Regions from separate parts of the Homo sapiens genome. Here region 2 is linked to region 1. A link is an interaction called in ENCODE POLR2A ChIA-PET data of the cell type or tissue named here. Cell type or tissue: OCI-LY7. All regions are shown on one strand.

Region 1 (8,000 bases):
TTTGTGATACACATGTGACATGTGAAAGACATACGAGACATAGCTACATGTGATGTGCACATGTGTGAAGTGCATGTATGCGTACTGGTTGTTGAGCTGGGAAACCGTGGCCCAGGCAGTGGTCACTACAGCCTGATTGGTCCTCCAGGTCAGAACGGTGCCCCACAGTGGTCAGTCCCCAGCCCTGTGGGCCCCCACCTCCATCGCCCAGCCTTTTATTACACACTCTGAGAGTGTCTCCAATGCCTGTCTGACAAAGACAGTCCCAGCCCATTCTCCTGTCTGGCTGGGTTGGGTGCAAGCAGGCTCTGAATGCCTGGCATTTCAGCTGCATCACCTCCCAGCTCCTTATTGCCCAAATAGAGAGGGTGGCCCTGGCTCCCCTCCGAGCAACTCTGCATTTAATTTTGTAATCTGGGAAGTGCCTGGTTTTGAAAATCCGCTTTCTCTCACTCTTCCCCTCCTTCCTTGCCCCTGGCTGCTCTAGTGTTCTGTCTCCCAGTCACCTCGCTCTCCCAGCACCAGTGCCCTTCTCCTGCTCCCAGATACTCTTTCCTTTCCTCTCTCCTGTTTTCCTTCCTCTGCTATCTCTCACACCTCTCCCAGACTATGTCATCTTGTTCTCCTGCCTGGGTTCAAACTCTGCATCCTTCTCTAACAACGTGACTACCTCATGTCTGCTTCAAGGCCCCCGTGCCCTTCCTGTATCCGCGGCTGCCGCGCACTCGCCTGCCATCCTCCTGCCTCCTCTTCACTCAGTGCTTCTGCTTGCCCTGCCCCAGGCAGCCCACCCACGCCCAGTGCGGGTGTGGAGAAGATCTTCTGGCTTCCCTGCATCTTGCCTTTGGGATTGGGATCCAAGGGTTCTCCATGGATGGATCCAAGTCATAGAGGGGAATGTTTGAGACAGGGAAGGGGGCTGTGATCCAGAGGCTCAGAATAAAAAGATGCCCTCCCTTCTATGCAGGGGGGCAAGTTTACTGGATGGAGATGATTTGGGCCTCTCTTCCAGAAGAAGCTAAAGGAAGAGAAGGGGAGTGAGAGTTCAGGGAGGCCCTTCCCACCCTGTGAGGCTTGACTTGATCTGGATTGGGGATGACAGGAATCTCACCCTCTGGGGTGCTGGCAAGGAGGTCTTTGCACAGGAAAAGGGGTAGCTCATTTCAGTTTGTTTTTTCTTTAAATTGAATCCTCAAGTCATTTTCTGTTCACCTGCCGCACAGGGACAAGCTTGACTTCTATTTTCTGTGTAGTGAAAACAATGTCATTTATTTGGTTTTTCACCTCAGCCCTCTCATAGGAGCATAGAATGTTAGGGTCTTTACTCCCTAATGATGTCTGATTGGCACATCAAGAGTTAACTCTGCCTTCTGGGCCAAATTCGAAATAACCAGTCCATTTTTCCTTTTTTTTTTTTTTTTTTTTAAATGGTGGAATGTCTCTCAGCACAGTTGCGGCTTCCTCAAACCCTGAAAGCATCTGTGTTTATTATACTCGGGTGTCACTCACTGTTGATGTCTGCACCTACGTTTCCACCTCCTCCCCCTCCTTCAGCCAGCCTATGATAACACTAAAGATTATTAATGTTGGTTTTGTATCTCGTTAAAGACAGAATTGTCACTTGTAGTATTTCTGTAGCATTCAGCGCTGCTGTGGCTAACACCACTGTGTATGTTTCATCATTGCTCTGAAGGTCAAAAGCCTCATTTTATTTTGCTGGTTTGATTTTTTTTTTTTAAAGAAGAAAAAAAAACTGCCCTGAATTAAATGGCTGTTTTAACAGTAGGCTCTTAGCATTATACCACATAGTCATTTTTCATGTTCTTGTTTAACAGGCACTGAGGTTCTGGTTTAAATTAAATAGCTGCAAATGAGACAATTTATAACCCATTAGGTTGGGTGGAAAATTGTTTCTCAAAAGCAAATAAGTAATAAATCTGGTATCTGCCTATAACTCACAGTTGATAAGAAAGTGGCCATTTCTCACTAGCACTATATATGATTTGGGCTCTGGGTAATTTGGAAGTGTTAGGTTTGTGTCTTTGTAGCAGTATTTTTATTAGAAAAGAATCTATTGGCCTTTTACAGGGTATTAATCCCTTTGTCACCTACCATTGATGCCTTAAGTTTTCTGAGTCTCAATTAAAAATCTTCCTTTTCTTGATGCATGACAAGTGTAATCAGTACTTGCTCATTTATTTGTCTGTATTTAGTTTATGCTGTACTATTTAATTATCCTTCCAGCGTTTTTTTTTTCTCCTTACAAATATGATACTCTTTAGTGTTAAGCTAAGGCATTGATTCATGTATCTGTCCTTATAATGAATTAATAAACTATTTTCCAGAAATGTGGAATTCTCTTTTGGAACCATTGACCATGACTAGAATTTCCTCAGCCTTTGTGCCCTAGGGATTTTATTTCTTACTGTGATGGGAAATGATGTTGTTGTTGTTTTTGAGATGGGATCTCTCTGTCGCCCAGGCTGGAGTGCAGTGGCACAATCACAGCTCACTGCAGACTCAACTTCCTGGGTTCAAGCAGTCTTGTCACTGTAGCCTCCCTAGTAGCTGGGACTACAGGCACATGCCACCATGCCTGGCTAATATTAAAAAAAATTTTTGTTATAGAGATGTGGTCTCGTTATCTTACCCAGACTGGTCTCGAACTCCTGGGCTAAAACCATCCTCCTGCCCCAGCTTCGAAAAGTGCTCGATTACAAGCATGAGCCACTGCCTCTTGGCCCAAAATAGTGTTTTGTTTGTTTGTTTGTTTGTTTGTTTGTTTTTTCAGACTAATCTCACTTTGTCGCCTAGGCTGGAGTGCAGTGGCATGATCTCGGCTCACTGCAACCTCTGCCTCCCGGGTTCAAGTGATTCTCCTGCCTCAGCCCCCCGAATAGCTGGGATTACAGGCATGCACCACCACACCCGGCTAATTTTTGTATTTTTAGTAGAGACGGGGTTTCACCATGTTAGCCAGGCTGGTCTCAAACTCCTGACCTCAGGTAATCTGCCCGCCTTGGCCTCCCAAAGTGCTGGAATTACAGGCATAAGCCCCTGCGCCCGGCTCAAAATGGTGGTTTTTGAGGGTAAAAAGCAGGTGGTCATGGGAAAGAACTAAACCATCTTCCTCCCTCAACAGGCACTTAGGAAAAAGACGTAAACTTAGGAAAGATGTGTCCTTTGATGGCACTTCCTTAGACTCTCTGGGGATCTCTTTCCATCTGGGCACACATTTCTCTGAACTTTTTTGGGTGCAGGAAAGAGGGAACAACTCCAGAGATTTGGGCTCCACAACTATTCTCCTGTATAACTCTGGTCACCAAAATTACTCATGGCCACACAATCACACACACGTGCACTGTGTGTACAAGCTCAGAGACCCGCACATGCATACTTTGCCTTCACAAACACCCTTGTGTCTGTCCGTTAATGCAAATGTGCACACAGTCTCACACACAAAACTCCACACTCACACCCCACACACATCTTGGCATCACAGTTGGCAGCTGCTGTCTGCTAAGATCTTTACAGAGCCCGGAACATGCTTTCTATTGGAGGGAATCAAGAGCTAGAGGCTGCTTTGCTCAGGACCACCCCCAAAGTGGTGGGCCAGACCCAGAGTTAATTGACAGATCAGACAGAGAGATACTGCACATTTTGCACTCGGCAGAATAGCCATTATTTGCATATCACTCTCAGACCAAGGGTTGTGATAAAGAAGAATTAAACACTTGTCAAAATGAATTTAAAATGACAGCAATTCAAGAGACCAATTTGACCTCTTCAGAGTCCAGGACAAGCCAAGAAGGGGTTGTTGAGAATTCAAGCCCTGCAGGAGGGAGTTCCAGGATTTTAGGCCCAGGGAGGGCCCTTCCCCTCCCTTTCCTAAGGCCAGTAGACCACCACTCCCACCCTTTCTCACAATGAAATCCAATAGGGCTTTGGCACATTGGAGTCCTCCACCTAGAATTTTTCCATTGCTTCCCGCTGTTCACATGCCTCATGTCCTGCTTCTCAGGCTCATCTTCCAGTAGCTGCCCTAGAGTGAACAGTCCTGAGCTATGCCAACCTCATCATTAGTAAACCTGTCCATCTACAGGCACTCTGATTTCTGGAGGCCTGTACTTCCTTACTTATCCGTATCAAAGTTAGTTTTTTGTTTGTTTGTTTGTTTCGAGACGGAGTCTTGCTCTGTCGCCCAGGCTGGAGTGCAATGGTGCAATCTCAGCTCACTGCAACGTTTGCCTCCCGGGTTCAAGCTATTTTCCTGCCTCAGCCTCCCGAGTAGCTGGGATTACAGGCGCCTGCCACCACGCCCGGCTAATTTTTTTGTATTTTTAGTAGAGATGGTGTTTCATCACATTGGTCAGGCTGGTCTCGAACTCCTGACATCAGGTAATCCACCCGCCTCAGCTTCCCAAAGTGCTGGGATTACAGGCGTGAGCCACCGTTAGTTTCGTACATGGTCCCAAAGTTCCAGAGTTGGTATCAAAAGAAAGACTTAGTTTTTCCTCTGCCATCCCAGTCCAGTGCCAAAGGAGCAAATAGCTACATTAGGCCAACTTTTATTATTTATTTATTTATTGAGACAGGGTCTGTGTTGCCCAGGCTGGAATACAGTGGGACTCCAGGCATGCACCGCCATGCTTGGCTAATGTTTGTATTTTTTGTAGAGACAGGTTTTCACCATGTTGCCCAGGCTGGTTTTGAACTCCTGGGTTCAAGTGATCTGCCCACCTCGGCCTCCCAAAGTGCTGGGATTACAGGTGTGAGCCACTAAGCCTAGCCTGCCAGCTTTAATTCTCTAGCTCCTAGAACTTAGTAGCTGCTCAATAATTTTGATGGACTAGTCCATCATGCTGGACTCAACAGAAGACCATTTAATAGAGAGTGGCTGAGATTCAAGATCTCTGAGGGCTAGTATGGGTATGTCTCTGCTAAAAGACATGCTTATCTTCTGTAACATTCTCACGTGGGACCTCTGTTGTCTCCTTATATGTTCTCTGACATGAACGATTGAGGGCCTTCTTTGTGGCACAGAAACGTTACTGGGAATTTTAACTTTCTATGTGCTTTTCCAGTTACCAGGTCATTTGTCAGGACCTCTGCGGTTTAAAGGTCTCTAGGGATGAACAGGAGAGATAAGATTATTTTCATCTTTCAGATGAGCTCAGTGAGAGTGACTGGGCTAGGCAGCAGGCAGAACCCAGGTCGGAAGCCAGGCCCCTTTAGAGCTCTCATTGTCCTGCTGCTGGGTCTGCTCTCTCCAGGCAATCCTCCCCAGCGGAGCGCCAGGACTCCTCGGTCCAGAGAAGCCAAGCTTGCAGCTACAGGATCTATCCTTTGAGTGGAAGGACCAGAAATCCATGGAAAACTGAATCTTTGACAACTTTACGCAGCTTTTTAGAGAATTATCTCTAAAATATGGACTTGGAGGAGGGCGCAGCAGAAAGAGTGGGTCAGAGCAAATCCCGCAGCTGTGTGTCTTTCCGCAGCCCGGACCCACTCCCCAGTCCGCTGGTGTCCACTTCCTCAGCCCCCCAGGTCCCCGGCTGGCCCGCGGGGAGGGGATACCCGGCTGCAGCCCGGGACGGCGCCGGCCGCTCCAGCCACAGTTCAAAGCGCAGGGGGCGCGTCCGCCGCGCAGCCGGGAATGTCCGGCCGCTTAAAGCGCTCGCCGGCTCTTTTGTTCCCCAGACCGGGCCTCCGGGGAGAGGGGGCTGGGGGAGGGGACCGGGAGCAGAGAGGAGGGGGGCGGCGGGCTGGGGAGGAGGGCGGGGCGGCCGCGAGCGGTGCGAGTGTGGAGCGCGCACCCCGGGCGAGGCTGACAGATCGCCCGGGTGGGTGCAAGATGGCGCAAGCGGCGCTCCCCCTGCGCCCCCCGCGCTGCTGAGCAGGCATGCGGCCCCAGTCCCCCACCGCCTGGGCTCGGCCCCGGCCGGAGCCCCAGCCCCGGCCCCGGCGCCGGCCCCGCGGGACGCTGTGAGCCGCGAGAGGCCCGGGAGCCGCGCGTCGCCGAGCCGAGCTGACCGAGAGCCCCATGGCTGTGCAGCGCGCCGCGTCTCCGCGCCGCCCGCCCGCCCCGCTCTGGCCCCGGCTCCTGCTGCCGCTGCTGTTGCTGCTGCTGCCCGCGCCGAGCGAGGGTGAGTGAAAGCGCCCCGGACCGGGCGGTTGCGGACGGAGCCAGGGGAAGGGCGAGCAGGGAGGGAGCGGGCGCGAGGGGCGGACCCGGGGAGAGCGGCGCGGACCTGAGGGCGGACCCCGCGCGGGGGGGACCCTGCGGATCCGGACGGGGAGAGGGTACCAAGGCCGGACTGCTGGGGGCCCTAGGGGCGTGTTGAGGACGGAACCCCCCGGAGGAAGACTGGGGCAGGACCCGGAGCCCAGACTGAGGAGCAAGGAGTGCAGCGAAGCGGGAGCAAGCGGGGCGGGCTGGCGTGGAGACCGAGGGAAACGAGCCAGGGGAGACCGCAAGGCTAAGCGCTGACCGAGGCGGACGAGCTGGGGTGCTGGGTGCCCGGCCGTGGACATAGCCCGAGGCAGCCAAGACAGGGGACAGCAGCCTGGGGAGCGGAGACCGGGACTCTGACGGCTGCACTGGGCGGAGATGGCACGACCTGCATTTGGAGCTGGTACTGGGCTGAGGAGTGCGCGGGAGAGACAGGAGAAGACGAGGGAGATTCCTGGAGGGCGGCGCGTGGCTAGGGAGCGACCCGGGACAGAGCCCGTGAGCCAAGAAGGAGAGGAGAAGCCACCGAAAGCGAGAGCGAGCGAGCCGCGGGGATGCTCACGTGCCCCTGCCCTTCCCCGAAGTGTGCACACGCGGAGACCTTGCCCTGGCTCTCGCGGTCCGCCGGTTCTGCTGCCTGGAGCTCGGCTCTGCTGCCTGGAGCTCGGTCACCACCACTCTGTTCCCTTTAGTGGCTGCAATGGTCCCATCTCCCGGGAGGAGAGTGCAAATCTAGTCCCTTAACCCTCCCACCTCAAGTTCCCCACAGACACTCATCTGGGCTATTCTCTCTCCACTCCTCTCCCAAGAAGTAGAAGCTCGCGTCCGCATCAAGGAAAAACTTTATTCCCGACAGCTATACCAGGGTTGGATTCGGGGCTAAGACGGGTGAACTCACGACATGGGGAGGATGCGCAGGGGTTTGAATAAGTGCGATCCTAAAAAGTCTTAAAACATTACATCTTCCTGGGCCGGGGACGGGGGGAGGGGGGCGCGGGGGGCGCTGGGCGGGGAATGCCTATAACCCCAACGCCCCTCCTTTCTCCCCACCCATTTCCCCATCTCCCTCAGCCAGGGAGGGCCCTAGTCTGCTGGGGAGGGGCCAGCTCCAGGATCGCTAGTTATCTGGAAATGTGAGGAGGGGTCTGTGACTGCCATTTCAGACCAGGTGGGTTCATTCCTCCTCGAGTGGAGTTGTAACTGGTCTGGTAAGTTGTTTGCTGGAGAAGTTGGTGACTTGGCATCATGCCTGGGATTGGAGTGCTTGTCCCTCCAGCCGGGCTTCTGATTCTCTGATTGGCCTTAACCCCATCTATTCTTTGGCCTCCTTCTTTTCCTGCTCATTTCTCTTCTGCAGGAGCAGAGAGGTTGGCTGGAAGTAAAGGTTCTAGGAGCACCCTCTTCCTTGGTTTTGGGAAACCATAGTTGGTGTTTGCTACTCTTCATCTCTCCCTATGACAAAGGCAAAAGGACCAACACCCAGAGTGCCAGAGGAGAGGGGCAATGGGGCCACAACCTAGTCTGTACCCCGGGTACTGGGACCACACACCCTGCTCCCTGCCAGGCATTGGACCAGGCATCTGATGGGTTTTGGCCAGCAAAAAGAAGCATGATTTATTACTATCTCCCTCTGTATTTCTTTAGAACTTTAAATTTTTCATAGTGCCTTTGAGTCTGTTAATCATGTCATACAACCCTATGACCCAAGCTCCATTGTTCTTCTTTGATCTAAACAGATGAGAAATGGGAATCCAGGACATGTTGAATA
Region 2 (8,000 bases), 130 kb before region 1:
AGACCATCATTTGGACTGTACAATGTTTGTACATGTACACGCAAGTATGCATGTGTATGCATAGAGTGTCCAGGGCTTAGTACGATTCAGGAATACCAGATAATTTAAATGTAAGCTAATGTACATTTTGCATAAGAAAGATGTGACGTGAATAATAAGAAGCTGGGCATGGCCAGGCGCGGTGACTCACACCTATAATCCCAGCCTGTACAACATAGTGAGACCCCCATCTCTACAAAAAAGTTTTAAAAAATTAGCCAGGCATGGTGATGCATTCCTGTGGTCTTAGCTGCTCAGGAGGCTGAGGCATAAGGATCCTCTGATTCCAGGAGTTCAAGGCTGTACCACTGCACTGCAGCTTGGGCAACAGTGAGACTTGTCTAAAAAAAATAAACTGGACAGTAAGGCTTGGGAGGAGGTCTTTCTGTTGAGCTTCCCTATTCTGTTCCCCAGCCCTATTCTTGCAAGCACTGGTTTGCAGGTGAACTTCCAAACGTAACACAAGAGAAGTTGAGAAAAATGAGCCCAGTTTGTATAGGTTCTTTTCTCATTTGTCCCTCAGTCTGTTAGATATAAAACTGGGTCCGTTGGCCGGGCACGGTGGCTCCCACCTGTAATCCCAGCACTTTGGGAGGCCAAGGCGGGTGGATCATGAGGTCAGGAGTTCAAGACCAGCCTGGCCAAGATGGTGAAACCCCGTCTCTACTAAAAAATACAAAAATTAACTGGGCACGATGGCGGGTGCCTGTAATCCCAACTACTCGGGAAGCTGAGGCAGGAGAATTGCTTGAACCTGGGAGGCAGAGTTTGCAGTGAGCCGAGATCTCGCGCCACTGCACTCTACCCTGGGTGACAGAGCAAGACTCTGCCTCAAAACAAAACAAAAACAGCAACAACAACAAAACTGGTTCCGTTGACATTTGGTAGAAAGTAGGCCTCCACTAGCTAGCTTTTATTAGGGCAAGTAAACAACATATGATAGTATATAACCACCACAGTCTTATACTGTCAGTAAATATCAGTGTGCTGGATACTCCTTGAACTAAATGACTTAATTCCCTGCCAAGCTGTTTTGGATTTTAGTCATTGAAAGTGAATGCTCATTTGTTACAATGATACAAGCATACCTGGTAACTGTCTAATAGGTTTTCTGGCCACTTTGTTACTGTTATATTGAAAATGGTAACATAGGTAACTGTAGCATGAAAAAAGACAAAATAAGCTGCACACACACTTCATTCAGTTCTTTGGCATGCCAGTAACGTGTGCTTAATGGACTAATTCACAATCCATACCTGCTAATAACTTTTAGTCTGTGATAGTTACTATGAATTTATGTTAGCCTTCAAATTTGGGCTTTAAAAAAGATATATTAAATGTACAGCCTTGTATTTATTATTATAGAAGTAGTTAATAATTAAATGCAATTTAGTTTATCTCCCAAGTCCACATGTCTTTGACATTTATTAGTTCAAAAAGAGTAGATTGCCCAGAATTTTTATGTTCCTTCTTTTTGGCAGTGTCATGAATAATATATGTTGGAATACACACTGGTTTGTGATAACACTTTTTGTTATTTGGTACTTCGCTCATGTTAAATGTTGGAAAAGATAAAGGAGAAATGCAACTTCTGGATTTGTGAAATGAGAATAAACATTAGCAGATGAGATATTAACAAACACTATTTAGGGGTTGAACCGGTAAACCCCAGTTTATACTTTTTATCTAAATACTGTTGGTACAAATATTAAATGCTTTCTGTATCAACTACTTCAGCTAATTAAAGCCACTTTAAGATAGTATCTTTTTTTCCTGCCATTTAATCAGTATATGTTGTATGATTGGTAAGAATAGTCATGTAAATTTCCTTAAAATACAGAGTCACCACGCTGGGCGCGGTGGCTCATGCCTGTAATCCCAGCACTTTGGGAGGCCGAGGCGGGTGGATCACAAGGTCAGGAGATCAAGACCATCCTGGCTAACACAGTGAAACCCCATCTCTACTAAAAATACAAAAAATTAGCCGGGCGTTGTGGTGCATGCCTGTAATCCCAGCTACTGGGGAGGCTAAGGCAGAGAATGGCGTGAACCTGGGAGGCGGAGCTTGCAAAGAGCCAAGATTTTGCCACCGCACTCCAGTCTGGGTAACAGAGCGAGACTCCGTCTCAAAAAAAAAAAAATGTAGAGTCACCACAAATGATCATGATAGTGATGTCTAGCAAGAGCAGAAGACTCAGAAATGCATCAGCCAGTTAAGTGTTTTGTTTGGCTTTCCATTTAAAAGGAAACAATATATTATCTTGGGTAAGTACCCTAGGAAGGTTATTACATGCACGTTATTTTTGACAATTTTATTACCGTTCTCATTTGTTGTGGTTATTTCTGTTAGCTGAAAAAAATCCACACTTACCAAATGTGTTACTTTTTAAAATGCAAAACACTTAGCTTCCTTGGCAGAGTTAGCTTCACTATTGACGTGCTCTTGGGTGGAGCATAGCAGCCAACTGGCAAATGGCCTGTTTCCTTCCAGTGTGGGAAAGAAAAGGGAGTTTTGGCAAGAAATACCTAAGGAGAGCCTTTTATAAAAGCTACCAAAGGGATTTATAGGCACTGTGAAGTAGACCTGACCTCAATTTTTTTTTAATTTCATTTTTAAACTGAACACAGAGAAGGGAGAGCTGTTGCTTTTCTTACTAAGTTTCATTGCAGCTGTGCTAAAAAGCATTTTTTTCTTGCCCTCCCCACTCCCCCGCTTTTTTTTTGACCCTCTCAGAGAATCATTCTGATAATAGAAGATAGACCCGTGAACAGCTTCATGTGCCTTGTTTTTCTAGGAAAATGCAACATGGCAGCAGCAATGGAAACAGAACAGCTGGGTGTTGAGATATTTGAAACTGCGGACTGTGAGGAGAATATTGAATCACAGGATCGGCCTAAATTGGAGCCTTTTTATGTTGAGCGGTATTCCTGGAGTCAGCTTAAAAAGCTGCTTGCCGATACCAGAAAATATCATGGCTACATGATGGCTAAGGCACCACATGATTTCATGTTTGTGAAGAGGAATGATCCAGATGGACCTCATTCAGACAGAATCTATTACCTTGGTGAGTACGAAGTTGTAGTTTCTGAGAGAAAATGATCTCTTAAGTCAAACTTAAAGTCTAGGTATAATTGACACTCAAAAGTTTGATGAATAAATTAATCAGTGACTTTTGGTTTCATTAAAGAAAAGCCTATAATTTGAAGAATTCGATTTTGTTGTATCGCATTAACTTTATTTTTACTTGTAGGTAACAAGTCATTAATTGATCATGATCGTTTTTCAAAATCGAAGATGCCAGAAATTGCTTCTTCCTAAAGCTAGCTTGAAATGCCTTTCTTTAGATGGTCTGATTAGGAAAACAAACAATAAAACCATTAGTTTGTTCCCACTCAACAGCTGCTGCTTTTGTTTTTTTAATCCAAGGCTGTTTTTGGTCTCTTCTTCCTGAATCCATTCACTCCAGATTTAATGTCTGCCTATGTTAAATATGTTAATCTACTGATTTACTTTCTTGTTTGTTAAATTTTTAAAGGTAGGTTCCTTCCCCTCCTCCAAAATATTTCCAATATAAATTTTATTCGTTTATGTGAATGTGTGTGTATATGTGTTTATTTATTTGTGTGTGTGTGTGGTGTGTGTATGTATGTGTGTATGGAGATATTAAAGATGTCTGCATGAGTTCATGTCATAATTATAGTTTTTTTTTTTTTTTTTTTGAGACAGGGTCTCACTCTGTCACCCAGGTTGGAGTGCAGTGGCACACTAATGGCTCACTGCAGCCTTGACCTCCCAGGCTCAAACAGTCCTCCCAAGCTGGGACTACAGGTGCACGCCACCACAGCCAGCTAATGTTTTGTTGTTTTGTTTTTTTTTTAATAGAGATGGAGTTTTGCCATGTTGCTCAAGCTGCGATTCATTTTTTTTTTAAAAACTTCGTAACATTCCATTATATAATTGTGCCATATTTTACTTAACCAGACCTCTAATAATGGTCACACGCTGCCACAACCAGCTAATGTTTTGAATTTTTTTGTAGAGATGGAGTTTTGCCATGTTGCTCAGGCTAGGATTCTTTCTTTTTTAACAACTCAGAATATTCCATTATATAATTGTGCCATATTTTACTTAACCAGACCTCCAGTAATGGCATTTAGGTTTTTCTAATCTGTTGTTACAAAAGATGAGGAAGTGAATATCACTGTATTAGATCATTTTGCACATGTATGAATATATCTGTAGAACTAATTCCTAAGAGTGGAAGTACTGGGAAAAAGGGTATATATATTTTGAATTTTGATTGATATTACTGAACTCCCCTTTCAAAGAGGTTATAGAGTGTATACTACCATGACATTATCTCCGATTATCTATTTCTCCATGCATACACCAGTAGTGAGTAATTAAACTTTTTGATCTTTCCCAGTCAGATTAGCGAACAGCAGTTTCTCATTGTTTTTATTTTATTTCTCTTATGAGTGAGGTTGAGCATCATTTCACATGCTTAAAAAGCCGTTTGTGGCTGGGCGCAGTGGCACACACCTGTATTCCCAGCACTTTGGGAGGCTATGGCTGGCGGATCACTTGAGGTCAGGAGTTTGAGACCAGCCTCACCAACATGGTGAAACCGCGTCTCTACTAAAAATGCAAAAATTAGTCAGGCGTGGTAGTACACACTTGTAATCCCAGCTACTTGGGAGGCTGAGGCAGGAGAATTGCTTGATCCTGGGAGGTGGAGGTTGCAGTGAGCTGAGATGGTGCCACTGCACTCCAGCCTGGATGACAGAGCGAGACTTCGTCTCAAGTAAAGAAAAAAAAAAGCCATTTGTATTTCTCTTCTGTACATTCACAGTCTATAATCTTTGGTTTTTTAATTGGTTTGGGTTTCTTTTTTATTTTTTAAAGTTCTTTTTCCACCCAACCCCTGAAGAGGGTTTCTTTTTCTTAATGATTTGAAGCCTTTTATATAGTAAGTGAATTAATCCTTTGTGGGATTGTCCCAAGTTTGCTTATTTTTTAAATTAATTATTAATTATTATTATTTTTTGAGACGGGGTCTCAGTCTTCTAGGCTGGAGTACAGTGGCATGATCTTGGTTCACTGCATCCTTGACCTCCCAGGCTGAAGTGATCCTCCCGCCTCAATCCCCCAAGTGGCTGGGCCTACAGGCGTGTGCCACCATGCCCAGCTAATTTGTGTATTTTTTTTTGTAGAGACGGGTTTCGCCATGTTGTCCAGGCTGATCTGGAACTCCTGAGCTCCAGCAATCTGCCTGCCTCAGCTAGGATTACAGGCGTGAGCCACTGCACCTGGCCTTTTTTGTTTTTTGTTTTTTTTGAGATGGCGGTCTCACTCTGTTGCCCAGGCTGGAGTGCAGTGGTGTGATCCTGGCTAACTGCAACCTCCACCTCCCAGGCTTAAGCCATCCTCCCATCTCAGCCTCCCAAGTAGCTGGGACTATAGGCACATACCACTATGCCCAGCTAATTTTTGTATTTTTGGTAGAGATTGGGTTTCACCATGTTGCTCAGGCTCATCTCAAACTCCTGAGCTCAAGCTGTCTACCCACCTCAGCCTCCCAGAGTGCTGGAATTGCAGATGTGAGCCACTACACCTGGCCAGAAATCTTTTCTTTTATAAGAAATCATACATTTTTGAGAGCCCTTATTCCAAACGTGGTATGCTTAGAAGAAGCTCTATTATTTAGTAACAAGCATTTCGTTACATTAGCATTTTACTTCATCACATGCTTAATTTTGCCTCTTGTTCTTTGTCATGCTATCCTAAAGAGAAACAAGACTCATTGATACTGTTGCCTGAAGACATGGGCCCAAAATGACTGCTGTAGCTCTAAAGACCAATAAATACCATTAGGAAAGAATGAGAAAAGCCCATTTGTGCTTATGTCAGAACATAGAATGTGCTGGGGAAATTTTTACTGGTCATGGATAAAGCCAAGGCAGACATTATGGAACTAGGAGCATATAGGGAGGGGCAACTGAAATGATTGTGGGGGAATGGCTGTTACTGAGGAGAGAAGAAAACCAGTTTTGTCTTTTTGTTTTAATATTTGAAGACTGAAGGCTCTTAGAAGGATCACATTTTGTAAAATTGTGAATGGTATTGATAGGTGACCACAGTCTTAAGAATTCTATAGCAAAGCAACTTGGGAATCTACAAAGTAGATTTTACACAAAATTGAGTGCTGAAGTAAATGTCAGCTGATATATAACTTTTTACTCCAAAGGCAACATAAACTAATTAGAAAAATAAGAGGATAAAAAAAGATATGGTTATTTGGGGGCTTATCCTCAACATTTGCAAGGGTTAGCATGGGAGTTATCATAAATACCTTTCCCGAGGCTACCTTCTGCTGGCATTAATAATTCAGAAACATAGGTTGAGGATCTCTTTCACCCAGGAGATTTCTTGTTATTTTTGTGTGATTTATGTTTTCCTTCCTTCACTCCTCCAGCTTTTTGGAAGCAATACCCCTTTTTTTTTTTGAGATGGAGTTTTGCCCCTGTTGCCCAGGCTGGAGTGCAGTGGCGTGATCTCGGTTTATTGCAACCTCTGCCTCCCGGGTTCAAGTGATTCTCCTGCCTCAGCCTCCCGAGTAGCTGGGATTACAGGCATGTGCCACCACGCCTGGCTAATTTTGTATTTTTAGTAGAGGCAGGGTTTCTCCATGTTGGTCAGGCTGGTCTCGAGCTCCTGACCTCAGGTAATCCGCCCACCTCAGCCTCCCAAAGTGCTGGGATTACAGGTGTGAGCCACCTCGGCCGGCCAGTAATACCTTTTTAGAATAGAAAGGCTTTGTTTTACCTTATGTTTTCTTTGGTTCATATCTTCATAACCATAGTGTGTTTCTGTCAATCTTTTATATGTAACTCACTCTACACTGCTGTGACCTTCCCATCCAGTTATCACATGATTTTGCAGAAGAGATTTGGCTTCTACTTAATTTAGACCTTTTTCCTTTGCCCTTCCCCAATAAAGGACAAAGAGATTTTCAGCAGATCAGTTGCCAGATTCTGTATTGTTTTAATATTAGTATAGTTTTATTGGAAACCCTAAAGGTCTTATTAATGATTATAGTTACAGAACTTTTTTTTTTTTGAGACGGAGTCTTGCTCTGTTGCCCAGGCCAGAGTGCAGTGGTGTGATCTCGGCTCACTGCAATCTCCGTCTCCTGGGTTCAAGCAATTCTCCTGCCTCAGCCACCCAAATAGCTGGGATTACAGGCACGTGCCACCACGCCCAGCTAATTTTTTTGTATTTTTAGTACAGACAAGGTTTCATCATGTTGGCCAGGCTGGTATCAAACTCCTGATCTCAAATGATCTGCCTGCCTCGGGCTCCCAAAGTGCTGGGACTACAAGCATGAGCCACCACGCCCAGCCTACAGAACTTTTATAATGAATAAAAACTAGAATTCAGTTAGATCTATGTGTTTCCAATTAAGCACTTTAAATGTTTCAGAAACAGTAATCTGAAGTTGTTATATTGGAATCTCATGAGCCTGTTGCCAACTTGTAAAGGACTCACAATTTTCAAAAAATTCTGAAAATGGTACTTTTCTCTACACAGCAACTTACATACTTTTATATTTATTTTGAGAGGGACTAAGATCTGAATACCAAAATGAAACCTGAGCATTTTTCTTTAAAGCCTCAGATTTCTTTTTTTTTTTTTTTTTTTTAAGTTGGGATCTTGCTATGTTACCCAGGCTGGTCTTGAATTCCTAGGTTCAAGTGATCCTCCCACTGTAGCCTCCCAAGTAGCTGGGATTATAGGCATGTGTACTGTGCCAGGCTAGCCTTGGTTTTATTGAAAATTTTTATGGCATATGGCATAAGCACATTCTACTTGTTAACATTCATTATATATCCCATAGAGTGCAAAATATTGCAGTGTATAGAAGGCATTATGTACTTGCAACTGTGACTGTAGTAAGAAT

The links. Peaks named below come from ENCODE experiments on the same cell type or tissue, not always from the same donor. Only the 100,000 strongest peaks of a DNase experiment are listed, where the experiment ranks them.
Region 2: POLR2A ChIA-PET joins it to region 1 with 10 read pairs; 7 of 35 experiments call an interaction of 5 or more read pairs at or near these places.

What each region holds. Positions count from the first base shown.
Region 1 is chr15:65,375,832-65,383,831 of GRCh38, reverse strand. IGDCC3 (immunoglobulin superfamily DCC subclass member 3) reads left to right here and starts at 5,830. Exons shown (of 14, transcript NM_004884.4): 1 at 5,830-6,146. The coding sequence starts at 6,044. IGDCC4 (immunoglobulin superfamily DCC subclass member 4) reads left to right here. Exons shown (of 20, transcript NM_020962.3): 20 at 1-2,348. In OCI-LY7, no CTCF peak of the experiment used is centred here; no DNase peak of the experiment used is centred here.
Region 2 is chr15:65,507,399-65,515,398 of GRCh38, reverse strand. DPP8 (dipeptidyl peptidase 8) reads left to right here. Exons shown (of 20, transcript NM_130434.5): 2 at 2,835-3,104. The coding sequence starts at 2,846. Among named protein-coding and RNA genes, the nearest start is that of DPP8, 6.3 kb to the left of the region's middle. In OCI-LY7, no CTCF peak of the experiment used is centred here; no DNase peak of the experiment used is centred here.